Linked DNA regions of Homo sapiens: region 1 is linked to region 2. Evidence: read pairs that join two places in POLR2A ChIA-PET (ENCODE). Cell type or tissue: A673. All regions are shown on one strand. Each heading gives the region's core, and the rest is flanking DNA. Links, peaks and the distances in the headings are about the cores only.

What was found. ChIA-PET counts read pairs that join two places held together with the same protein. Peaks named below come from ENCODE experiments on the same cell type or tissue, not always from the same donor. Only the 100,000 strongest peaks of a DNase experiment are listed, where the experiment ranks them.
Region 1: POLR2A ChIA-PET joins it to region 2 with 13 read pairs; 3 of 35 experiments call an interaction of 5 or more read pairs at or near these places.

What each region holds. Positions count from the first base shown.
Region 1 is chr3:188,816,264-188,821,656 of GRCh38, forward strand. All of the region lies in intron 9 of LPP (LIM domain containing preferred translocation partner in lipoma), which reads left to right. Among named protein-coding and RNA genes, the nearest start is that of TPRG1-AS1, 130 kb to the right of the region's middle. In A673, for the core only: no CTCF peak of the experiment used is centred there; no DNase peak of the experiment used is centred there; H3K27ac peaks cover 566 bases.
Region 2 is chr3:188,762,254-188,767,646 of GRCh38, forward strand. All of the region lies in intron 9 of LPP (LIM domain containing preferred translocation partner in lipoma), which reads left to right. Among named protein-coding and RNA genes, the nearest start is that of MIR28, 76 kb to the left of the region's middle. In A673, for the core only: no CTCF peak of the experiment used is centred there; no DNase peak of the experiment used is centred there.

The DNA.
Region 1 (5,393 bases), core at 338-5,337, 54 kb after region 2:
CGATCTTGGCTCACTCCAAGCTCCACCTCCCGGGTTCACACCATTCTCATGCCTCAGCCTCCCGAGTAGCTGGGACTACAGGCGCCCACCACCATGCCCGGCTAATTTTTTATATTTTTAGTAGAGACGGAGTTTCACCATGTTAGCCAGGATGGTCTTGATCTCCTGACCTGGTGATCCACCTGCCTTGGCCTCCCAAAGTGCTGGGATTACAGGCGTGAGCCACCATGCCCGGCCTGAATGATTCCTTCTCATCTTCTGGGAGGTTTTTCTGACTTGCTTTCTCAATTCCACTCTCTTAGGCAGAGCTTATACCTCCCTTCATGTATGTTACATGTACATGTATTGAGTCAGTGCATCCTCCTAATGAAACTTTTCCTGAGATCTCTCTTATTTACTTTCTTCCTTTTCTGAAATTCTCTGCTATTTAGATTCAGTGCCAAAGAAATTGACATTTTTATTTACTTGCTGAGGAATAAACAGAACTCGAAAGGATTTGGGAACCCAAGACCAAGTTTTATGAAATAACTAATCTTGTCTTCCTAAATACTATAAAAATCTTATATAATCCCTAATACTTAGCATAGTGCTAAGCACCGAATAGGAATACAAGAAATATTGCAATGATCTGAATTGCTTACAAAATATTGACAACAACTTCTTCATTGGTAAAGAAAAGCTGCTTTTGACCTTTTTTTCTTCCTCAAGAGTAAGTAGTGAGAAGCATAAAGTACCCAAGAGTTTCTTTGCCTTTTTGATTGTTGCATGGAAACAAGTATTTGCAAATAATTAAGATGGGAAAATTTGGCTCCTTGAAAAGGCAGGACTGCTTTCAGATATATTTGAAATGAACTTATACAGAAGCCAACATGGTTATCAGAGCAATTGGGTCTATTTCCTATCATCTCTTCATGATATCTTGTAAAAATGCCCTGTGTTGAGAGCACTGGTGATCATAGCAGTGGGGTTGGAGTAGAATCTGGTGCGTTTCTTCCTCTACAGATCTCCTAATAGCACTTGCCCTGTTTTCACAGAGCCTTATCAAAGTTTGATGTAGACTCCAGTGTGTAGTAGTGGGCAGTGACCTACCAGATGACCTCTTTGAACAAGAGCTAGTTTGAGCCAGTGTATAGCTCTGAATCGATGGAAGATCCATTTTCAAATTTCAAAAGGGCTGTTAAAACACTTAGTTCTGTATTATAGAGATACACAAATGGATATAACAAACTGGATGTCTCTTCTGCAGCTGTTTCAATTCGTATGCCATGTTTTCTATCCTTCTTGCTCCTGGCAATTTTCTTTCCTGAAGCATATCACACCTTCTTACATTTGACAAGCATTTTCACAGCTACTGCCACTCCCTGCTGCCAAACAAAACCCAGCCCTGTTTGAATTCTTGAGGGCTGAGGGATGGAGAGGAGACCTGTTTGACTTTGAAATGGTTTTAACGTCACTTTGTATACAGAACAAAAATGGAAAACCAGATCCTGTGTTTGTCTAAAAACTAAAATTTCAAAACCTAACCTGAGGTGGAGAAACAGATACTACAGGGCAAGGAAATGTCTGGGCTCACCGCAAAGGAATGCAGCAAGGGAACCACCTGCAGACACCTGTTTAAGAGTTTACGTTTTTGTTCTTCCACACGATTATTATCTTAGTATCTCAACTGGCTATACATGCTTTTAGGAAAGTTGCAGGGATCATATTCTAAGGCGTATCAAATATGTTCAGAGTGCAAGCATGAGCAGAATCTCTCCTCTCTGCTAGTGAGGTCCTGTAGGTCTACAAGTTACTAACTTCAGGCTTACAGAATGTTAGAAGTAACGGGTGCATATCCTGTAATCAATCCCGGTATTGAGCAAACAGGCACAAATGACACCCAGCAAGAAAAATGACTTGCTCAAGACACCACAGCAAGTTCATGGTTTTCTGAACTGAATTCCAAGTTTCATAACTTCTAATTAATCCTCCTTTTTTTCCCCCAGTACAGCTAATATGCTTTTTGTGAATAATAACATATAATAGGTGTAATCTGTCAGAACTATTTAATAGTTGATAGTATGTATCCTCAGTTTATTGAGGTTCAAGCTCTTCTGAGTATTATAATACTTTCTATTGGTATTTTCTCTCTTGAGCTATTCCCTACCTTGAATCTTTCAGACTAGAGATTTCAGAAGATTACGTAGTGTCTGTGACTTCAACTACACATGGATAGTCCACAGGACTCTGGACTTTCACGGTTCCATGTCAGTTGGACAGGTGTTACTCTAAGGCCCTGCAAAAATATAAAGTAGTTTGAGAATCACTCTCCTGTTAATCTTCAGTAAAATTCTGAGCTATTTATATGTGAGATTGAGAGGCAGCTTGGTAGGATGGAAAGAGTTTAGACTTTGTAGTTCTACTGCCCCAGGTTTGTATCCCAGCTTTATTTCCTAACAGTGTAGCCTTGGGCAAATTGCTTAACCTCTCCGAGGCTCAGTTTCTTCAAATAAAAAAATGGAATAAGCCTTCCCTTGCAGAGTTGTTAATATTATATGAACGTTATATATGTGAAGTGCCCAACTCCTTGCAAATACCTAATATACACCAGCTTCCTTCCCAGGCTTTTGCTGGTCAGATCTGGTTTCCACTTAACTTTGGCTGTTGGAAGATAAGATAATTTATTATGAAGATAATTGTCTGGTAATTGTCATGAGAATTCAGTTGATGATAATTGAATGATTTGTTTACCTTTCTGTCTAAAGAGTTGCAACTCATGGGGGTCGTGTGTGTGTGTGTGTGTGTGTGTGTGTGTGTGTGTGTGTGTGTTACTTACAATGTTTTTGCCATCTCTTCCTGTATGACAGTATTTGATTAGTCAGGTCTTAAAATGCTAAACACTTTATCCTTTTCTTTTAATTTCAATTTTAGATTTTGGGGGTACATATGCAGGTTCGTTACAAGATTGTATTGTGTGATGCTGAAGTTTGGGCTTCTATCGATCCCATCATCCACACTGTGAACATAATACCTGACAGGAAGTGTCTCAGCCCTTTCTCCCCCTCCTTCCTTCCTTCCTTTTGGATTCCCAAGTGTCTGTTATTCCCATCTTTACATCCATGTGTACCCAAGTTTTCGCTATAAAGAAAAAAAAAACCCTGAATACCTATTGCATGCCTCACTGTAGAGGCTACAGGATTCACAAAACAAGGCCCCATACCCTGGGCATTGATAAAAGGAAGGAAAAATGTAGCTTTCAAAAAAATGAAAATTGACTTTGTTGAAGGGTATTGTAATAGAATCATAAAACTGAGTGAGGAAGGAATGTATTCTAACTACACAATTAGGGAATACTTTGTGGAGGAGGTGGGTTCTGGATTTTGAAGACGGAGTATGATCTTTGACAGATGGTGTTCGGTGGGAATGAGGAAAAAGAAAGGTGAGCTTCAGCCAGGGATTGGAGGTGGAAAAAATGAACACATGGGTGGCGATGATTCAGGCAGAGGGGCAGGAATGTGAAGGAACTAAGACATAAAAGTAGAAAGACAGTTTAGGCCTGGTTTATGAGGGGGTCTTTGAATGGCAAACTCACCTTTGGTGGTCCACGGGAAGGTTTGTTAGAACTGCAGGAGTGTGCCCAAACCTATATGTCAAGCCACTAACTGCCAGCCATCAGTTTGAAAACCGAAGCAATTAAGATCGCTGTCCATCTTACCTGAAAGGGAAGCTTTGCACTCTAACTTGAAGTAGCCTAGAAATTTCAGAAGGTTACATAGTGTCTGTGACTTCAGCTACACATGGATAATCCACAAGACTCTGGACTTATTTTCACTGTTGTGTAATAGGGTTAGTTTTGTTTTTAGCAGATTCTCCCAAGGAAGTGTGGTAATCACATTTCTCAAACCATTACATTAACTGCTGTTAGCAATAAATTATTGCTTATGTGCTAAAAGTCAAAAAAAGCTTTTCCCCTTTGGAACTTCTTTACTATACTCCCTGATATGTTTTGCTGTCCTAGAAACTGGTGTTTGTGTGTGTGTGTTTGTGTGTGTATGTGTGTGTGTGTGTGTTCAATTGAGTCAAGAACAGAGGAGAGGAGACTCAGGCTGAAAATGTCAAGTTATTTTGAGTCAAATATTTGTACATTTACTTTGGAAGTTATCACTAAAAAACAAAAAGTGTGTGTCTCTTTGTGTCTGTATCTGTGTGAATCTGTGTGCACTCATTGGTATAAAAGGAGGAATACTCTTCTCAAAAGTACACACCAATGTTCTTGTCCAAAAGCCTACTTTCATATATGTGAATGTGAATTCCTACATTCTGTGTGTTTGCTTCTCCTCACTATAGCCCATTTCTAACATATCCCAACTTAATTTCCTAAATCTGTCCTATCTACATACCACAAAGTGCTTAACTGAGAAATTAACTTCTGTGTTACAGATAAATGGAAGTTAGATTAAAAGGATAATACATTTTCATTTTTAGTGTTCTTAAATAATCCTTTTTATTGTAAATAAATATAACGTTAACTCCGATAAGTCCAGACTACTTCACTGAGTTCACCACCGAAATGTTTTCACAAAATCAGCATCGTTATACCTTGGCTTTTATAAGAAGTTAGTATACGAAACTTGTATAGGAAAATGTCTCTGTATTATCTATGAAACTGTTAATAAATATGTTTTCCATCATGTCCATGTCATCGTTTACATATACGAGATGATTTCCTCTTAGAATTCATTCTAAACTTCTTTAACAGAAATTATCTTTTTTTGATTCATATTCTCCCTTTTGTCCTGGTTACCAGACAGCACAAGTGACCATCATGTTTAGATTTCTGATACAGTTCTCTCTTCCATTCCTCTCTGTAGCCTCTGATTTTTTTTTCAGACTTCAGTTGGAAAAATCCTAATGAATGTAACTTTTAGTTACAGGTTGAATTCTTTTGAATGTGTATATTTAAAATAAGTAATGCACATAGTTAAAAAGAAACATGTTTTTAAAACAGTGGTTCTCAATTATAGCTAAATATTTAGAATTATCTGGATGGTTTTAAAACTCTGATACCCAGGCAGCATCCTAGATCACTCAAATCAGAATATCTGGGTTTGGTCACGGACATCAGTATTTTTTTTTTAAAGCTGCCCAATGTCATTCCAATGTTAAGATTCATTGTTTTAGATATTCTTTATTATGATGTTCATCATTTTTACAGAAACACATTTCCAAAAGGATAAATTTCAAAATCACCTGTAAACCCATAATTTATTATAAGTCACTCTTAACACCTAAAAATAGCTAACCTGCTAACCTTTTTCTTTTGCTTTTTCCTTCTTCTTTTAAACTAAAATTACAATAATATATGTGCATATATAGTGAATGTATTCATTTATATATTAGACACAATTTACATA
Region 2 (5,393 bases), core at 305-5,304:
TCAGTTGCCTCATCTATATAATGGGGACGATGGCAGTTATTTTCCATGAAGAAGAAATGAGACAATCCTAGTAAAGCACACTGGGCCTCTTCAGGAAAAGTAGTGGAATAAATGTTATTCTGGGATTAACTTTAATGATGTTTCTGAAACTGTTTAATATTTCTGAATGTGGGAACCTTACATGTGCAGTGAAATTCACTGGGCTTTAGGAAATTATTATAACCTTTCAGACATACTCCTCGCATTTTTACATGTTTGCTTGCTTTTCTGAGTGCGTAACAAAACTGGAGAAGGTCTAATCTGATTAAATAATAGGTTTCTACAGTGTGTGGGCTCAAGTTTCTATCTCCATTCCAGGCATAGTATGGGTCTCTGTGATTCTGTAGGATGCCAGCCCCTTCTTCTTTGGTTTGTTGTTACTATACTATGCTTATGAGAAGGAAAACTATCCGGGAGATATTTAATCGCGTACTTGGAAGAACTGGGTGAATTCAAATAATGGAAATTCTAACCATTTTTTTTTTTTTACTTCTTTCCCTCATAAGAACATTTAATCAAGGTTTTTCTTTAATGAGATCTATTCGTGGTGACTCTAAAATGTAATTTAATTCTTATCAGAATTCAGTTAAGCTTTACCAAAGACCCTTGTTCAATATTGATTCGAGTTCAGCACAGTCCTCAAGCCCTCAGATGGATGTATCAGAACTTTAATTTCTTCTGAACTTTTATATGTCCAATAAGCTGCATACTAGAAGTGTAAGGAGGTTGAGGAAATTGGGCAAATGAAATAAAACAAGTTGGCTTTGAAGATAGTTTGCATTAAGGAGAATCCTAGAACTATGCGTCTCTCTTGGAACCAAAAGCCTTAGAACAGGAAGCATATTCTGTGTGATCCAGCAAAATTGCCTTTGGTTACACTGTTGAAAACTGATGTCTAAAAGGTATTCCATACAAACCAGAGCAAACCTAGCCCTTGGCCATCAGTCAGTGTGCCTGTCTTTTTTTTTTTTTTAATTGATGGAATGAGAATATTCAAGATAGTGGCTTAATTATTTTTGTATAAGGACCAGCATGTTTGATACTCTGAGTTCAGGAATGAGACCAGTCTAATGTAAATTAAATTTACTTCTGCCTAAATTGGTTGTTGATCAACTTAAGATCCTATTAAAATTAAAAATTTACATGATTTTGAGGGAAAATGCACCAGTAATGTCTGCAGCTTTGGTTCAATGATTTTTAATATTTTCCTGTGGTTTATTGAGTTTGTTCTTAATCTTTGTGCTTAAGTAGTTATGATTAAACAGTTTGATTCAGTATAGCATTGTAATTCTCTTTAATCATTTTACATATTTTGTTTTCTATTTTTTATTTATTAACATAATACAAATGTTCATATAGTTTTGCATTGTTAGTATTCATTTTTAGATTTTTATCTGTTTAGTTTTACATTTAGATTACACACTTCATTTTAAAACCATTTGCCAGTCAAAATGTATTGTGTGTTTTGCAATCTTTTAGAATTGTAAATAACATGCCTATAGATAGTTAATAAAAATTTTATTTTTTATTTTGAATTACATCCTTAGCATAAATTCTTTGATTTATATTACCAAATCAAATTTAATCTGGAGGACTTTTGCATTACCTTGCTAGATTTCTTTAGAAATATTTTTCTAATTTACAGAACCATCAACAATAATGAAACTATATGTTAAAATGCAAACTATCCCCTATGGCAGAAGTTTATTTATATTTTCTGAACTAATTTAATAAGCACATTATGTCTTAGTTATTTTAAGTTTGTGTAATTATTAGCAAAATCAATGAGATGCTTTTCTTCTTTGGTGATATGTCTCTTGAAAGCCTAGTTTTGGTTATTCTTATAGATTTGAATATGTAAACAGATTAAAGTAAAGATCACTAAAACTTTGTTAGGAAGTGATATAAATAGAATGTATTTATCCTAATTCTAGCTCTCCTGGTGTGACCTTGGGTAAATCATTTAGCTTCTGAGTATCAGTGTCCTCATTTACTAAAGGGAGATATTAATTTCTCCCATGTCTTCACAGATAAGGAATAAGCAGTTGTGATATTTTGTATACATGAAATTATTTACTAATATAAGTGCTTAATCTGATTAACAGAATTTTTATCATTGCTTTTTTTTTCCCCTTTAGTATAATGTGATACACTATAGAAACCCTCTAAATCTGGGGCAATTTCTTGGCTGTAGTTGCTATGGAAATACTGAAATAAATAAATGTCATGGAAGGAATATAAGGACACATATTAAAAGCGGAGGTTCATGCTTTGCTTAAGAAGATTTTTATGTTGGTATGAATATGAAGGGCAGCAACAGTGCCTCCTGCTTATGTACCCTTCTGCACATAAAGAGACAGCCTTACTCATAAGTATAGTTTTAGAAAAAGAATTGCTGTTTTATTCCTAGCATTACCAAGGAGTCTGGGCCTAGGGACAGAGTGCATCAGAAATTCTCAGCAAAAGTCTATTTATGAAGTGGCAGCCAAGGATCCTCCCCCAAACCAGTGCTTTTATTCCCAGTGGATGGACTCCAGGTCCTAACTCTCTGACAGCAGAAGGTGGTACAGACATTTTTACTAGAGTTGAAATCCAAATGACTAAAGGGCCTCTGGAAATAGGAGGCCAACTCCACAGGAGGCTAAACACTTTAAGGTACCTGAAACTTGGCGCATTAGTGACCAACACACTAGCAGCCTTTTGCTCCCTTATGTCATCAAATGGCTACAGTTAAAACATTCTAACTTGTCAGCCTACATTAAGAGGTAGTTTTGTACCTCTGCAGGAAAGCTGTTCTTTTATATACTCAATTCTTCTTAATAAAATGTTTTAAAAGCACTTATGGCCAGTGCTTTATGTGGATGTTGGAAAAGGAAGCAAGAGTTTGGACTAAACCTGAAAAATCCACATGAACTTTCTTCCTTTTTTTCTAATTGCCTACGTCTGCTCTCTCACCTCCAAGGAGTGTTTGTCTGTGCCTCTTGTCTCTCTTTCTGTCTCACACAACACACACACACACACACACACACACACACACACACACACACTTTCTTCTTGCTGTTACATCATCATTTCACCAGAACTCTCCTAGGAAGGAGAAAAATGGTTCAAGAAAGAGAAAAATTTGTCAAGCACTCTCTTGGGAAGTTAAGCATGTTACCCACTGGGAATAGTTATCTCTTCCATTCATACAGCCCCTTACATTTTATAATGCTACCGAGCATCTGTTGTTGCATGCTGTCATACCTAGTAGAGCCTTGTGAAATAGATCATGGGGAGATTATTAGTCTCATTTTACAAATGTGGCTCGGATGTTTTCAAAGTAAATGACAAAACAAAGACTATGAATAACTTTTATAATTTACACTTTATTGCTTGGCCCATACTAACATCCGTGCTAACATTCAGCAACTAATTTTTTTTTTCTTTTTTGAGATGTGGTCTTGCTGTTGTTGCCCAGGCTGAACTCAAACTCCTGGGATAAAATGATCTTCCTGCCTCAGCCTCGCAAGTAGCTAGGACTACAGGCTTGCACCACCACGTGCAACGTGCAACTTAATGTTCAACTCTTTTTTTTTTTTTTTTTTTTTTTTTTGGAGACAGGGTCTCTCTCTGTCGCCCAGGCTGGAGTGCAGTGGTATGATCTTGGCTCACTGCAATCTCCACCTCCCGGATTCAAGCAATTCTCCTGCCTTAGCCTCCTGAGTAGCTGGGATTACAGGCGCCCACCACCACGCCCGGCTAATTTTTTTATTTTTTCATAGAGACGGGGTTTAACCATGTTGGCCAGGCTGGTCTCAAACTCCTGACCTCAGGTTATCCACTGCCTTGGCCTCCCAAAGTGCTTGGATTACAGGCATGAGCCATCACACCCAGCCCATGTTAAATTTTCTACGTGAAGATCCTAAAAGCCCCCAACTACTCAGATTTAAAATCAGGTATAATTATAGCCTTTTCCCAGAAAATTTTAATTGATAACCACCTGACTCATGCTTTCCAGTATCACAGAACCTGAAATGCTAAACTTCTACTGATGAAAAACCATAAGCCCTTGTATTTTCTTGAGCATTTGAGGCCTTAAAAAGCAAAAAAAAAAGGTTAAAAATATTTATAACAACTGACATTGACATTAACATTTGCTCAGTGCTTTAACTTTTATGAAGCACTTTTCTTTTATCATATTACCCTCTAATTAATGATCCTAGAAAATAGTTACAGTTATTTTTGCCTTCATTTCCAGTGGCAAGAAACTGAATCTTAGAAAGTGTCAGCTTGCTTAGTTCCATAGAGTATGAGTGTCAGAGCTAATACTTGACCCTGGGCCTCTGATTCCCAAGGCCGGCTATCTCTACATCTAACAGAAAACACTGGAAATCCCATTTGCTGTTGCTAGGTTACCTTTTTCCCATGATGGTAATTCTTTTTTAAAATCCTAAGTTTTTCATTAATGTACGCCCATTAGAGAAAAATTAGCAAATAGAAGAAGAAAGGTATGTAATTCTCTCATCTCAGTATAATAGTTCACATTTTGTCATGCACTTCTTTTCTGTTATGTTTACCTGTGGGTATGGAAGGATGTATACAAATGTAACCACACATCTGTATACATGTGGTTACATACACACACACACAATGAGATCATACCTTAACTATTGGTTAGTACCTTGCTTTTGTTACATAACAGTATATCAAACTTTGCCTTCTATACAGTCCGTTTTAAATATTCTTGAACCACTGAAAAAGAATATATGTCACCTACATATGCTTTCTGAAGGTTGATTCAAGGATATTTTCCAAAAGGCAAATAAAGTAATCAAAATAATATGCACAAGAGATGCATAGCAAATAAAATGGTGAAAAGCAATGAAGTAATAAAACTACTGGTAAAAAAATAAAGGGGCAAAGATGTAGTAGTAAACTCAGACCAAAATAAGATAATATTAATTACCTACTAACTACAATATTCATAGAAGAAAAGTACCATTCAGTACAAAGGTATCAAGCAGTCTGAAGAACATTACTTTTTGATAAATGTCACAGTTCCCCATGAAGAATAGCCCTGAGCTTTCCTTCATTAAATATCATTATATTGAAATGTATAATTTAAAAATACTGAAGTAAGAGATAAGAAGGGTGAAAACATATTCTTTATAAAACCTTAACACATTGCTTTTAGTCTTTGATAAATCATAAAAAGGAGTTAAATAATATGATTGATAACGTTAATTTAATCCACATACACTGATCTATGCAAACAAAGAGTTTCTATCTTCTGTCTAAATCTGCATGGGAGATTTAGAAAAACATTTATCATATCAAAGTCTAATAGGAAATTGTAGACAGTTCCTACTGTG